Regions from separate parts of the Homo sapiens genome. Here region 2 is linked to region 1. The links are chromatin loops, found by intact Hi-C in ENCODE. Cell type or tissue: PC-3. All regions are shown on one strand. Links, peaks and the distances in the headings refer to the core of each region. The heading gives the core; the rest is flanking DNA.

Region 1 (8,084 bases), core at 1,136-6,135:
TCACTTTATTGTGTGACCCAATAAGTGACTCTAACCATAGATCAAGAAATACAAATACTAAACAAGGATCATGAAAGGCATTATCTAGGCAGAGCAATACAGCCAAAACCACTGAGGAGGTTTGAGACATCCACCGACTCATTTTCTCCTTAAGAACTTGCAGTAATGTCATACCATTTCTTCTTTAGTATACCTCTTTTAGAGTTTTTACGCAGCTTAGTTCTATTTATGTTTTTATAAAAACACACTGTTAAACATTAATACAAGTGTTAGAAAAGTATACCTTTCATTACTTAGAGAAAATAATCAAAGAAAACATAGTACATGTTGTCTAAGAAATATTAAAATAGTATAGAAATACAGAATAAAGCATTAAATATTATCAAAAATGTAAAATGATATATTATAATAAGTAAAAATTCGCAAAATTGTTTTATTAAAAGGAATCACTGGACTTCTGCTTCTAGGAAGATGAAGTCAATGTGATTTTCCCTATTCCTCTGCTAAGCACAACTAAAAACTCTGGAAATTATATGTAGAACAATTTTTCAAAATTTTTTTATTATTTACTTATGTATTTATTTATCTTTTGAGATGGAATCTCATTCTGTCACCCAGGCTGGAGTGCAGTGGTGCAATCTCAGGTCACTGCAGACTTTGCCTCCTGGGTTCAAGTGATTCTCTTGTCTTAGTCTCCCAAGTACCTGGGACTACAGGCACGTGCCACCATGTCCAGCTAATTTTTGTATTTTTAGTAGAGATGGGGTTTCATCATGTTGCTAAGGCTGGTCTTGAACTCCTGACCTCAATTGAGTCACTGCCTTGACCTCCCAAAGTGCTGAGATTATAGGCATGAACCACTGCACCCGGTTTGTAGAACTAATTTAAAGAGACCCTGAAATATAGTAAGAAGGCGGAATGGCTAGGAATGACGTAGTGATTAGTTTTCTGGGTCTTCTTTCTGCTCATATAATCCAAGCTTGGTGAAAGCCACTAATCCAGAAAAAAAGGTGGATGTAGATTTTTTTGGAAAAAAATAAAAAAGAAAACAGTTAATGTCTGCTCTTCCTAGCTAAAGTACAAGGCAAGGGGCAGTCTAGAAAGAAAACATTTTGTTCATAACTTCTCTGCCAGCTAAACACCATAGAGAAAACTGTGGCCAACTCATACCCACACCAGCAAAGGCCAAGTGAAAAGTCTAGACTTTCACACTCAGGAGGTAGTAATGAGGCACCCTGATACCCGAGCCAGGGTTGTATAAGAGAAGACCAAGTCAGCTTTCGGGAACTTCATTTCTGCTAACTGGGAATGAGGCCCCTATTATGGTGTCAGTATAGACTACATGTGGATCTTGAAGATCCACCCCCTGTGTAACAGTAAACAGATAGCCTTCTCCTCCCTGGGGGTCATATGGGAGGAGGCCTACTGGAGAGTAAGAACTTTCATTGTCATCCAGTGGTATGAGGTCATATCCACTGATGTCAGTAAAGATCACGTGGAAGCTGTAACTCACACATAAAACAATAATGAGGGGGATTCCCACTTGGGTGTCAATGGAGGGCGAGAAGCCTATACCTCTACTTCCACCTGGCTGTAAAGATGTAGCACCCCACCCTTTCCTTGCCAGAGAAGTAACAGAAAGTCAAGATAAGATCCAGAGACTCATAATATAGTATGAAAATGCTCCGGTTTCAGGAGATTATGTATCATACAAAGAAATGAGGAAGTTTCAAATTGAGTAAAAAGACAATTGATGCCAATAGCAAGATGATAGAAATTTAGAGTTATCTGACAAAGATTTTTAAACAGCCAAGATAAATATACATCAACAATCAACTGCGAGCATTCTTAAATGAAAAAATAGAAAGCCTGAACAAAGAAATAGAAAGTCTAAGCTAAGAGAGAGATCCAAATGGTTTAATGGATGGGCTTAAGAGCAGAATGAAGGTAATAGGGAAAAGAAATCAGTGAACTTGAAGATTAAACAGTAGATATCACCCAATCTCAACAAGAGAGAGAAAAAAATAGACCGAAAAAAAATTGAACAGCGACTCAGAAATCTGTGGAACTCTAACAAAAGATATGACATTTATGTCTTTAGAATTTCGTAGGAGAAAAAAAGTGCAGGGCTGAAAAAATAGAAGAAAAAAATAGTGGCTAAAAACTTCCTAAGTTTGACAAAAGCCATAAAGCTACATATTTAAGATATTGAATGAACCCAAAACAAGATAAACTTAAAGAAATTCACATCAAGAAACAGCTTAATGAAACTTTTGAAAAACCCAAAATAAAGAAAAACTTCTCAAAAGCACCAGGAGAAAAGAGATACTTTATCTAAGGAAGAAAAACAATTGGAATGACAGCAAATTTCTCATTCAAACCCATGGAGGCCAGAAGAAAGTGGCAAAACATTTTTAAACTACTGAAACAAAACAAAACAAAAAAAACTGTCACCCAGAATCCTATATCTAGTAAAATACATCCTTTGGGAATGAAGGGGAAATCAAGACACTCATAAATGAATAATAGTAAAATAGGTTGACATCCCAAAACATACCCTAAAAAATGGCAAAAGTAAATTTTCTAAGCAAAAGAAAACAATAAAGGATGGAATCTTGGAACTTTAGGAAGGAAAAGAAAAATTTGAGTAAATGCAATAGGCTTCCTTCTCTTGAGTTTCTAAATTATGTTTAACAGCTGAAACAAAAATTATAACAAGGCAGGGATATCCACTCTCACAGCTCTTATTCAGTATGTTGCTAGATGATCTAGCCACTGCAATAAAGCAAGATAAGGGGTAGAAAATGTATTCAGATCAAAAAGGAAGAGATGAAACTGTTCCTACTTGCACATGACATCTAGAAATTCCCAAGAAATCTCCAAAAATATCTTAGAACTAATAAGTGAGTTAAGCAACTTGTAAAGTAAACATACAAAACTCCGTTGCATTTATATATACTAGCAACAAATACAGGGACACTGAAATTAGAATATAATGCCATTTACAACAACTCAAAGAAAGAGATAAATACTTAAGAGCCATAAACCATTAAATGGAACATAGAAGGTACACACTTAAATGCTGAAGAGTTTAGTATAGTCTGAAATACAAATATAACCATGAATATCTATATAGATATAAAGTGGCGTTACATAAATTTTGTTTAACACTAATTCCAAGAGATTGCCACAAAAGAGGGCATGTGCTAGGTGAATAGGTGAACATCCAAGATAATTTGGGAAACTCTCAATATTATACCTCCGTCTTTTAAAATTGGTCCTCATATGAGCAAATCAGAGCTTTATAAAATTCTGTAGTAAAATCCCACTTTAATGCATTCCAGCATTTTTGACCTCAGAACGTTTTTTCCAATTAATTCTGAGAGCCCAGGTTAAGCTGTCCAAGACTGATCTGTTGAGGGCTGGCCTTTGAAAGAAGAATTTGTCCCAGAGTTGTTGTGATAATACAACTCACCAAAGGCAAGGCTTAGAATCCAGCCCTCTGTCTCCATCATGCCAGGCAGGATTGCTGACAACAATCACGAACAAATATGTGACTCCTGTCAATAGCTTGCCTCTCCCCACAACTGTGAACACACAGTTAGAATCCCAGGCATCTGATCAAGCCAGGGGAAAGGCTAGCCTCTTCCCCAAACCCAAATGCTGAGCTGGCAGGATGGCATCCAGGTAAGGTTCTTGCCTGGCTTGTTTCCATACACCAGCTCTTGATCATGCAAGGGGCAGGGCAAAACTTCCTTAATCAAATAATATAAGGACCCTGTTGCCTAAGGTTGGCTCTGACCCATATATATTTCTGGTGCTAACCTAGAATATACTGGGCAAAGGGGGCCTAAATGCTGCTTCTCCTTTGTCTCCCTGCGTTTCTTGCAAAAAACCCTGCTCCAGTAGGTCTGGCCCCTTCCTCTGATGTGTGCTTTTAAAATTTCAGCTCAGATTTACAGATGGGCAAGTTCTTTAAATTTTTCAAGAAAAATTTTTGAGTATAAAAGTTTTTGTAGAATAGAAAAATACGTAAACCTTCTTAATTCATTTTACAAAATAAGACTTTTTGTTTATCATCCCCAACAGACATTTACCCTCACTATCCCCAATCTAGGAATTCACTTAGCAAACTCCTCCACTTCATTCTCATGAATCACTTACTCGTTTCCTAAGTTACTTTCCCTAAGGAAAGTTTCCGATCTCTGGTAGAGGTTTTTATTTTATTTTCCTCTCCATATTATTTATTCCTTTTGTGCCCTACTCTGTTTCAACTGATGATTCATTGCTATTCTTGGACCTAGCCCTTCCTGACTAAATATTGGTTTAATAAATGAATGTGTAAATGTGCAAAGTTAACTTTATCAATACTCTCTTAGATCCAAGACATCACAGCTTCCACATGTACCTAATGTATCAAGAAATTAAACCTGCATATAAGGAAGTTTGAATTCAGGGAAAATGACAATAATTAATCAAAACCAAACAAAATGCAAAAGTGATCATTTATTTTAAAATGTATATTTACAAATACATTTGAAATATAAGTGCTTTCTAAAAAGATTATTTTCAAGTTGTCAGCAAGTTCTAGGAATCATATTCTTAAACTCTAAGGCCAGCTTCCTGGTGACCAAGATAGTCACTTGGAATCCAAAGTACACTCTGTCTTTGGTCTGGCTGGGATTTATTTTTACGTGCCTATGGCAAATGCTGAAGTATATGTTCTTTGAGTCACTTAAATTCCCTTAGGAAAGAGTTAACCCAAACAAACCCTTTCAGCAAAAGAAATTCCAATACATTTTTAAAACAATTGTTTAACTCGATAATCAAAAAGTTGTTTAAACCCTAATCTAAATCCTTTCCCCTATTACTGCTGTCATTCTATCAGTATAAAGAAAGGCACATGGTAAGTTGGCATAACCAGAATGTATAAATTCTAGGACATATTATAAAACTAAGTAACAGAGAGAGTCCAAGGGCACAATGCTATCACTAAGGAACCTATCCGTTTCTTCACAGTCATCATCAGTGAAAAGTGATGCAAGTAGGTTGACTTTGGAAGAACTTAAATTCTTGAGGCAATCACTCATCAAAGCTTTCTGCTCAACAAGTGATACAATCAAAACATATTTATGAGACAAAGCTTGCCCTGTTTCCTAAGCGTGGGGGTAAATCCTTCAGCCCAAGAGAAGAATTTATCAATTCATCTCCGACTTGCCAGAATACTGCCTTGAAGTCTCTATGCCCAGAACCTGCCTTGAGAAGTTCCAAACCTACCCTGAGTCAACCCAAGTACTTAATCTGCTCTGTGTTCCTTCTTCAAACATTCATTTTAATAATCCCAGCCATTTCAGAGCTGCTATACTGGTGGCCCACCATGATAACAGGACTGGGGTATTCTTTTTATGGCACTTGCTTCCCCAAAACACATATGTGAAGTATATACACTATTGGCAACATATTTTCAAAAAATAGTATAAAACAGCAGCTTTTATTTTATGACCTGGAAAATTATTAATAAGGTAGAATATAACCATGTAGTAGATGAAAAATAAGTCAATAAAACACACACTTTAGAGGTTTATACATAAATGTTTTAATTTTCTATAATAAGGAAGAAGATTTAGCAAAAATGTCCTGAGAAGAAATACTTTGACCTTACACTCAAATTATAGATTGTGAAAGTTTTTTCCCATCACAAGTAGTATAGTGGAGCTAGACATTAAGGAGACCTCCGGATATGCCCTTGAAAGGGCTTGGTTGACAAACACGAATATTAAAACTGACTCCATGCATAACAAGTTTCTCAGAAGTAACTGGTCACTGTAGTCGAGTCAAGCCAGTTTTAGAGATATTCTAAGTTTTCCTTCACTTAGAAATGGTGTTTTTTTCCCACAAAAGTGTACATGTTAACTTGGAAATACAGCAAAATGATTTTAATCTAATGAATTATGCCTTTCTTGAAAGTATCATTAGAACCTTGAACAATTATTTACTCTTTTGAACCTAAAATTTGAAACTTGTTTGCTCTTATTTTAAAAAGATGGTCATTTCAAATTTAGGTCATTTACAGAGAAAATATTGCTTTTTTTGTCTTACTTTTTATTGTCTTTTATTATTTTAATAGACTATTTCAAGTAGTCTTATTTACTTTTAAAAATACTTATTTCTAATAGTTGTACATTCAAGCTCACTTTTGAAAGAGGGTTCTGGGAATTTGGGGCTGGCTACATGTAAACAGTTGCTTAGGTGCCTACAAAATAATTATGCATCTAATAAGGTTTTAGTTTTAGTGATTTGACACATATTCAATGTAGTTGAGGTAAAGATGTACATGTTCTCCTAAGTAACCAAATGCATTGAACCTCCAGTGCATGCTCCAAAGTAAATTAGTAACATAAATTTTGGGCTTCTAGCCCCCACTGAATGCATTTAGAAATGTATGCTTATGAATGACATCTACATGATATATCAATATAGATTGTATCAATACATTATATAGATATGAGATAAATGTAGATATACGTATGTATGTATATATATGTATGTATTTATATATCTATATAAATCCTCACTTAACATTTCGGTAGGTTCTTAGAAACTGCGACTTGAAGCAAAATGGTGTTGATGTTGATTAGAAATCAGAGTTTTTTTCTCATCAATGTTATAACAAAATGACACGCATGAAAACATTATTCAAGCACCTGATGTACATCATTTTGTTTAAAGTTGCTGTTTCCAAGAATCTGTCAATGACATTAAGATCAATGACATTAAGTGAAGACTTACTGTGTGTATATGTATGTATATATAAATATGTGTGTGTGTATATATATATGTATATATACAGAGAGAGAGACACAGAGAGAGAGAGAGACTGAGAAATAGAGAGTTTCCAGTTATCTACTGTGCATAACAAACCATACCAAAACTTAGGGGCATAAAACTATACCTATCTTATCATGCTCATGATTTTGTGAGTCAGGAATTGGGGCAGACACCACAGGAGTGATTTCTCCTGTAGATGACCCCACTCATCTACTTCTAGATGAGTGGGGTCTCAGATGGAGAGAAACATATATATAGCTGGGTTGGTTGTGTCATAATAAAAATCACGGCCAGGCGCAGTGGCTCACGCCTGTAATCCCAGCACTTTGGGAGGCTGAGGCAGGTGGATCATGAGGTCAGGAGATCGAGACCATCCTGGCCAACACGGTAAAACCCCGTCTCTACTAAAAACACAAAAAAAATTAGCCGGGCCTGGTGGCGGGTGCCTGTAGTCCCAGCTACTCAGGAGTCTGAGGCAGGAGAATGGTGTGAAGCTGGGAGGTGGAGCTTGCAGTGAGCCAAAATCGTGCCACTGCGCTCCAGCATGGGCGGCAGAGCAAGACTCCATCTCAAAAATAAATAAATAAATAAAAATAAAAATAAAAATCACACCACATAGAGTTAATATGGCAAGAAAGACTTTGTTCAAGATTATTGCAATAGGGGAGAGAGATTTAACTCAACTCCATGGAAACAAAAAAGTCAGAGAGTTTAAGTGCTTGGATAAGCTAGTGTAAAAAGTATTGGAGGACATTAGAGTGGAGGTTGATCAATGTGATTAGGCCATCTGTATTTGCTAAGTTAGGCTCCTGCCCTGTGATAGAAAGTAGGAGATGGGAGCTATCTTTCTTGATGATTCAATTTTTTAAAAATGGCTTCTGCCAGGCCTTGAGAAAGGCATTCCTGGGTTGTAAAACCAGCAAGAGGCTGGAAGATTTACATCTCAAAAGGGCAGACAGTCAACAATTGCAAGCAATTTAAAGTAAATGTTCTAAGAAAGGAGCCAGTGGCTGTATAGTTAGAAAGAAAGCTGTCTAAAGTTTTGTCAAGCTGAGGAGATCTGTAAGGGCATCTGGTCAGTTGTCATGGTTTGGCTAGATTATATGTCTCGGGTCTACAGGATATCAGTTGCTTTCCTTAGTGGTTCTCCACATCCTGCCTGCTGGCCTGGCATGTCCAAGATGCCTTCTTTACTTACTTTTCTGTTTCCTGGCCTGGGATAGCTGAACAGTAGAGATGTTTGGGTTTCTCTGTCT
Region 2 (8,084 bases), core at 1,752-6,751, 120 kb after region 1:
ATGGGAGTGCAGATTTCTCTTTGACATAGTGACTTCACTTCTTTTGGGTATATAACCAGTAGTGGGATTTTTGGATCCTATGGTAGTTCTATTTGTAAGTTTTTCTGGATTCTTCCTGCTGTTTTCCATAATGGCTATACTAATTCAATTGTTGAGCTGTTTTTAATTGAGCACTGGACATAGTGAATTTTATGTTGTTGTGTGCTAGATTATGTTGTCTTCTTTCAAAAGTATTAGACTTTCTTCTGTCAGTTATATTTGGCTTAGTTTGAACCTTCTGAAGATGGTTTTTCCGATTTATTAATAAAGATGGTAGTCTTTATTCTGGGCTAGTTTAGCCCTGCTAAGCCATGCTTCTTATGGGTCTCAAGGACTTGCCAGCTCTGTGAGAGCTCTAGAAACTACTAAGACAGATCTCTTTCTCTGTGTCACTATCTCTTCTCTGGTCCTTTACGTTGCAAATTCCAGCAGCCCGGGGCCTCCTAAACTTTCATCTCTGTCTTCTCATCTTACTCTGAGAGCCATTGTCCTAGATTGTCACTTCAGAAATCCAGGTTGATATAGAATTACCTTCATTACTTTTCTTTTCTCATATATCTTAGTCTTACACTTGCACTGCCTGTTGCCTACTGTACAAAATCATGAGTTTTATTTTACTGAATGTTTTTTCTTCTTGATGTTTGGGGTTTTTTTAAAAATCTTTTTTATAGTAAGAGGATACGTTTAGTTCCATTTAAGGCCAGTCCTGGAAGCAGAACTCCAGTCTTCTAGTTTACGTTTTCTTTATTAGCAAAAGCCTAAGTCTTTATTGCTTGCAATCTGAATTTCTACAGTGGCCTTTGAAATGGTCACCTTGACCATCCAGTCTCCACACCCTTTCCCAAAGCATCCTGCAGATTATTGCTAGATTAATCTCCTATCCTTACTCTTTTCTTCAGACCGTTCCACTTAAAAACTTTATTGATTCCTCGTTACCCATCATATTTCAGGAAATATGGAAACTTCTGTGCCTGGATTTTAACATCTTTGCTAACTGGCTCCTCCCAAGCACAGTTTCTTCTCCTCCCTATGTACGCTATCTACTCTAGGACAATTCATCACTTTACTATTCCTAACAAATACCATAAACACTCTGACTTCACTTAGAATTTCTTAATTTTTCTTTTAACTTATTTTTTAAACAATTTCATTTATTTGTCAAGGCTTGACTCAAGTGTCTACTTTCTGTCATCCAGGGCCCTGGAGTTCTGTTAGGAAATTTTCTTCCTACCATTAGTCCCTAGGTCTCATGCATAGCAGTTCCCCTGGACTTTATCAAGCCTGAGTATGATGAGGAAAATAAAAGTCTATAGCCCCATGAGATTCTGCAACCTATCTGGAGGATTTGAACAATTCTTTCAGCAAATATAACTCTCTCCTTGTTAGAAATTCTCATTCCAAAGAAAATAACATTTATTTCATAATATGTTTATATAGCTAGGTATTATCAAACTAGTACCTATTATAAACTCAGCCTTGCTTAGGTATCATATCCTATCATCAAAAAAGTTACAATCTAAAATGAAATGTGGGTAACAAATAAGGGGGCAATTATAAAACAATAAAAGATAGTTTACAGATGATTTTTTTTTCTTCCAAGAAAAAGAAATATCTTGGATACTGTCTAAGTGCTTGGATGTTTATACAAATTATTTGAACCTTATGCGTCAACAAATCCTGACTCAAATTTTGGCAAGTAATGGTCATCTGTGGTTTCGAGTACTTTCTAAAGCAAATCATGACAGAAATCCCACTGGGGCAGCTTTTCTTGTTCCAGTGATTGCAGAATTTGGAATTGAGAAGATATAAGAAAAAGAAACAGAGAAGATCGTGCATGTTTGCATGTACGAGCAACCACACACCATGTTTACTCTTTCAGAAGAATCTATTGAGGTTTCCAGGATGGAATGTAGAGAGATTCAGGAGGCTCTTTCTTCTCTTTGTTCATTTCAAGAGACTGAAGTGTGTGCTAATTTGTTACTTGGTCTCATAGATTCTTTGCTCAGTGTTTACAGCTTCAGTTGTTGGAGAGTTCTGTTACCCAAACTATTGCCTTCTCTGTGCATAATTTTGTTTTTGAAAATAACTGTAAAGTCTTAAACGCATTCCAAATAGGATTTTGTTTTCTGGCATCAATAACACTAAAATTTTGTAGTATACGTATATACACTGGGTGTTAATTTATGTGTGTTGTGCATGTATATGTATATACATGTATGTGTATGTGCCTGTATATGTGTATGAAGAACCAAACACTAGCTTTCACAGGAGACGAATGTTGCCAAATAAGTATGCATATAAATTTCTATTTATTGGAAATGTACCTATTATAGCAACATAAAAAATCAATGTTTGTCCAATTATTTTCCACAGGCAATATCAGGCATTGCAGCATAGTTTCTCATTAGATTAAATCAAACTGTTCTTAAATACCATTTTACCAGCTGTTACTGGATAAAGGGTGAACAGAACAGTTTGTAGAAGCAAGTACGTAGCTCTCTGGCATGTGTTCCTGCCAACATCGCTACAGCTGTGTATATTGTTTATAAAAAAACGAAATGCCCTTAGTGGTTTTCCTTAAATTTTATTGAAGTGGGTTTTTTTTTTCCAGAATAATTTCTTATGTTTCTTAGGAAGATAAAACATTGCTGAAGCCTATAAAATAAGTCAAATTCAATATATAACTGAAAATATTTTAGACTTTAAATTAGAATAAAATGTGAGAATGAGAACAGTAAGAGGTAGATGCATCAAAATAGTCAAATAAATACCCCAATTTCCCTAAATAGGCTTTTATGTATTTGCTTTTTTAAAAAATTTACATTTCCAGTTGTTTAAATTGGGGTTTAATCAAATAATAAATAGTCAAAGGTTCTTAAACATTGACCCAATATAACATTAAAGGGCATACAGCTCAACTTTTTGCCTTATTTCCAAGTGTTAAATGTATATTTTATAACCTCAGCTAAGACGTTTTTTCCTACAGGTAAGAAACTGAGAAACACAGATGCTTAAGAGTCTTGATGGAGATTATATAATTTTTTAGTAGACAGGACTTCCAGGTCTCATAAATTCCAAGAGTACCATGTATAATAAGCAAATGAAGTTTTGTTACTGGAAATATAGACAGAAACATCTTCCTTAAATTCCATTCACTTTCACTATATCCTACTGAACAACAAAGTTTTTACGAATCACAAAGCACAAGAGAAATACAAAGTGTTAATATTTTAAATTATAACAAAATGAAACTTCAATATTGACTTTTATGAATGCATTACTAACAGCATTTAGATTTCAAGCAACTGATTAGTCATCTTAAGTATATAATAATATATATCAGATGGTGGAAATGAGTAATTATTTTCTCATTTTACCCTCAGCCTCTTCTTCTCTTATTTTTCTTATTCTTCTTCTCTAACATTTTAGTTTCTCCATGAACAAGCATATTCATTATTATTATTATCATTATTATTATATTGAAATGTACAAAGTGTTTGCCTAGCCCAATAGAAAGTTTGTTTATCGGCAGGGTGCGGTGGCTCAAGCCTGTAATCCCAGCACTTTGGGAGGCCAAGGCAGACGGATCACCTGAGGTCAGGAGTTCAAGACCAGCCTGATCAACATGGAGAAACTCCTTCTCTACTAAAAATACAAAATTAGCCAGGCATGGTGGCACATGCCTGTAATGCCAGCTACTCAGGAGGCTGAGGCAGGAGAATCACTTGAACCTGGGAGGTGGAATTTGTGGTGAGCTGAGATCGCGCCATTGCATGCCAGCCTGGGCAACAAGAGTGAAACTCTGTCTCAGAAAGAAAGAAAGAAAGAAAGAGAGAGAGAGAGAGAGAGGAAGGGAGGAAGGGAGGAAAGAAAGAAGGAAAGGAGACGAGAGGAGAGGAGATTTTATAGTGCCCTATTCCATACTTTTCATTCTAAACTTTATACTTAGATTTCCTTTCAGCATATTTAAATCACTATTTTCTGTGGTTTGGATGTTGTCTCCTCCAACATTAAAATGTGATTTCCAATATTGCAGAAAGGACTTAGTGGAAGGTAGTTGGATCATGGGGGAGGATCTGTCATGAACAGTTTGGCACCACCTCCTTAGTGATGAATGGGTTCTCACTAAGTTAGTCCATGTGAGATCAGGTTGTTTAAAAGAATGTGGAACCTCTCGCTTCTCTCTGTCTTGCTCCCACTCTCACCATGAGACATGCCAGCTCCCCTTCGCCTTCTGTCATGAGTGGAAGCTTCCTGAGGCCCTCACCAGAAGCAAATGCTGGCACTATGCTTTGTGTACAGCTTGCAGACCCATGAGCCAATTAAACCTCTTTTATTTATAAATTACCCAGTTTCAGGTATTTATTTACAGCAACACAAAAATGGACTAACACACTATTTTTTCTTTGCTTTACCATCAATTTCACTGCACAACTGAACGCTGATTTAAATCATTTTGATTAAATTGAGGATTTTTGAAGAAAACAGAAACAAAGAAAACCTGACCAATTGCTATCTTCTTGGAATCAAGGATAATATTGTTGTTTGCTCGGGCAACAAATCTGCTTCACAGATTTACAGATTTTCCTAACTATAACAGAAGTTCCAAACTAGTAACTTGAAGGCAACTCCTAGCTCACAGTTTTGTTTTTGCTTTTTTGTTTTTTTGTTTTTTTTCCATTCACAAATAAGGAGTCTATACAGGATACTCAGAATCTCTGGCCAACATTACTGTGCACCGGAACTCAGTGGAAACTAAGTGATGGTTGTTGTGGAGATAGGTATAGATACCCTCCTTTATCAGAGTCACCACCACTCCTTAATATCTTATATCAGCCCCACTTCATGCCTTTACTTTCCTACCTGAACATGCAGGCAGTTACATTTGAAACCCCTGGTAAACGCTGAGAGTGACTACAAATGTTAGGTCAAGAGCCAGAGCAGTCCTACAAAATGGCAGATTCTATGTGGCTGTTAAGAAGGTCATATTTGATCACATCCATAATGTAATTTTTAAGATCTTTCAAACAAATCACTTTATTCCCCTGCTTAAAATACTTCAGTGGCTCTGAAGTAGCTCCTTAGGGTTCCCTTTTACTTTCCAGAGAAATCTTTTGTCACTGACACTCATCCCTCTTCCACAGCTCTCGTACAAAAGCTAGATTGAATGACTTTCAGGTTTCATAAGGCCTAATTAGCTCTCTTGTACCAGTTAGGTCTTTGATCATCGTGTTCCCTCTCCCTGATGCAATGCGCCTTCCTGCACCCACAGCTTACTAACTCACACCTCACCCAAAACATCATTTCCTCCAGGAACCTTTCCCTAATTGGCTAAACCTGACGAGGAAGGTCCTTCTATGTGCAGTTGCACTTTACTGTGTATGGCAGTTGCGTGTTTGCCCATCGCTCTGCATCCCTGCTTTGACTGTAGGAGGCAGAAAGTCAGTGTCCTTGTATTTTTCATCATCATGCTTCCACTGCCTAGGAGTTCCCTGGGAAAATAAAGACATTTGAAAATTTAGTAAATAAAGCAATGGATGCATTAGTTGAGTTTTCCGTGGGTGGATGGTTAGAGTTCCCACAACTCTGCAATGAGGGGCAAAGCCAGAAAAGATGCTCTGTTATTCTTGGAGTGGTCACTTTGATTTCTGTCTTATGTTGGCCTGGTTGCCTTGTATACTTTCCCTGTGTATATCAGTTCCAGGAAAGGTTAGGCTCTAATAAACTTTTGGAGCTAGTTGTTTGTCTCTCAAGCCATACACATTTTTAATCCTTCCTCCACTCTGGATATCCATCTGGGAAAATGCATTCAGTGACAATGACAGTCAGCACCTGGAGCTGGGCTTCAGTCCTCAAACTCTACTTCCATCCATTTTCCTGAACGTTTTTTCCCATTTGAACCTCTCAGATTCCAGTCTTTTTGCTCCTGCCTCTGCTAGGCCCTTGAAATAGCGATTTGCTTTTTTGTGAGTATCGATTTGGTTCTTTATCCTTCTTTGGCCCTAAACACTGCTTTTCACCCTATTCCTTAACCCCATGCCTCTCCACACCTCTGACACTGAGTCCCTCCCCCCAGTTTTCTGCCCATCACCCTGCTTGCCTTGGACAGAAGCAGCACGTGAGCCATTGCAACTGGCTACTTCCTGCCCTCATTTGCCCTTGAGTTCTTTTGCTCTCCCCAGCTTTCTTCTTCCCTGTACTCTAATCAGTATCTTTCTCTTTTCACCAGTGTTTTTTAATGATTCAACGGTAGGAAGTTTAAATGTGAGTTTTTCATTTTGGTATTAATTTAAGAATTAACTGAGGTATGCTTTGGATTATTTGGTGTTTTCTTTCATTTTGTTTTGAGATAAGATATTTGCTCTGTCGTTCAGGCTGCAGTGCCGTGGCACGATTATAGCTCACTGCAACCTCGAATTCCTGGGCTCAAGCAATCTTCCTGCCTTGGTCTTCCAAGTAGTTGAGACTACAGGTGCATGCCACTGGGCCTGGCTAATTTTATTTTTATTTTTTGTAGAAACAGGGTCTCACTGTGTTGCCCAGGCTGGTCTCAAACTTCTGGACTCAATCGAACCTCCCACATGAGCTTCCCAAAGTGCTAGGATTACAGGCATGAGCCACCATGCCCAGCCTTTAAAACTCAATTATTGCCAAACTGCTTTTGTGCCCATATTCCAGTTTGTGTTTACCTTGGTAACAATGCCAAATAGCACTGACATAATGATCCCAAGCTAATGAAAAATAATGAAGGCAGAATAAATATGTATGTGATTCTGTAGGTCAAATACGTAAGTGATTCTCTAGATCAAATAAAGTCCAAATAACATCACAGACGGGAATATCATGCAAATAAATATTTTTGCAGTAATTAATATAAAGATAAGTGCTGGAAAAACTAAGTCATCACAAAATAAATAGCAGTACAAACATGATAAATTCAAAATACTTTTTTGTGATACCAATTGACATTGTGTGAGCTGACACTTTTATTTTTGGAAAACATCATTTGTAACATAAAATTGTCACCAAAAAATGAATTGTATTGTTTGGTAAAATTTGTATTTAACTTTGAAATTTAACTTGCTTTTGTGTAAGAGTTGTAAGTAGAGAGAGTTTAGATATAGATAGCTTTTGTTTAAAGACACCTAAATAAAATAATAGTAAATATAACAATATTGGGAGTCCTTGATAAAAAAAAAATTAAGCAACACTGACCTGTACACTTGCACATATTTCAACCAATATGGCTTCTTCTCGAACCCTTTTCTTGGAGGGCTTATCTTAATTATGGGATCCAGTTCAGTTTATAAATTTGTGACAAGAACAAAAAAAGATGTTAAATCATAAGTGTTTGCAATCTGCCACCTCCCTGTGCTTGCCAAAGAAAAGTCTGTCTGAGGCTCCAACCCTCACCTAACTCTAGTTTCCTCAGAATTACCTTCAGGGAAAAATGAGAATCTACCAGGTAATATCAAAAGCAAAAAGCTGAAATAAAGAAGACAACTTTAATGAGTTCTTAATTTAAAAGGGAGAAGAATAACCCTTATACAAAGCAAGAATAGAAAATTGTAGAACAATATGCCTTATAAATATTGATGTACAAATCCACAACAAAATACTGAAAGACCAAATTTAACAGCATATTAAAAGATTATACACCATGACCAAGGGGAGTTTATTCCTGGAATGCAAGGATAGTTCAACATACAAAAATCAATTAATGTAATACACTACATTAGTAGAAAAAAGGGAAAATATGATCATCTCAGTTGATGCAGAAAAATCATTCAACAAAATTCAACACCCTTTCATGATAAAATCACTCAACAAACTAGGAATAGAAGACGACTACTTCAGCATAATAAAGGCCCTATATGTACAAACCTACAGCCAACATACTCAATGATAAAAGACTAAAAGCTTTTCCTCTAAAAGGAAAAAAAAAATAATTCCTCTAAAAGGAACAAAAAAAATAGGTCTTTTGTCACTTCTGTTATGCATAGTATTGGAAATACTAGCTGGAACAATTAGTCAAGAAAAAAATG

What was found. A loop is a pair of places that touch in the nucleus more often than their neighbours do. Peaks named below come from ENCODE experiments on the same cell type or tissue, not always from the same donor. Only the 100,000 strongest peaks of a DNase experiment are listed, where the experiment ranks them.
Region 2: a loop joins it to region 1, with 7 times the contacts of the local background. A loop is called at or near these places in 1 of 110 quality-filtered maps.

What each region holds. Positions count from the first base shown.
Region 1 is chr13:72,122,790-72,130,873 of GRCh38, reverse strand. No RefSeq gene overlaps it. Among named protein-coding and RNA genes, the nearest start is that of DACH1, 260 kb to the right of the region's middle. RefSeq lists an enhancer at 7,534-8,084. In PC-3, for the core only: no CTCF peak of the experiment used is centred there; DNase peaks (open chromatin) are centred at 3,633 and 5,113; H3K4me3 peaks cover 756 bases; H3K27ac peaks cover 2,397 bases.
Region 2 is chr13:71,998,877-72,006,960 of GRCh38, reverse strand. No RefSeq gene overlaps it. Among named protein-coding and RNA genes, the nearest start is that of DACH1, 140 kb to the right of the region's middle. RefSeq lists an enhancer at 1,707-2,231. In PC-3, for the core only: no CTCF peak of the experiment used is centred there; a DNase peak (open chromatin) is centred at 1,780; H3K4me3 peaks cover 606 bases; H3K27ac peaks cover 832 bases.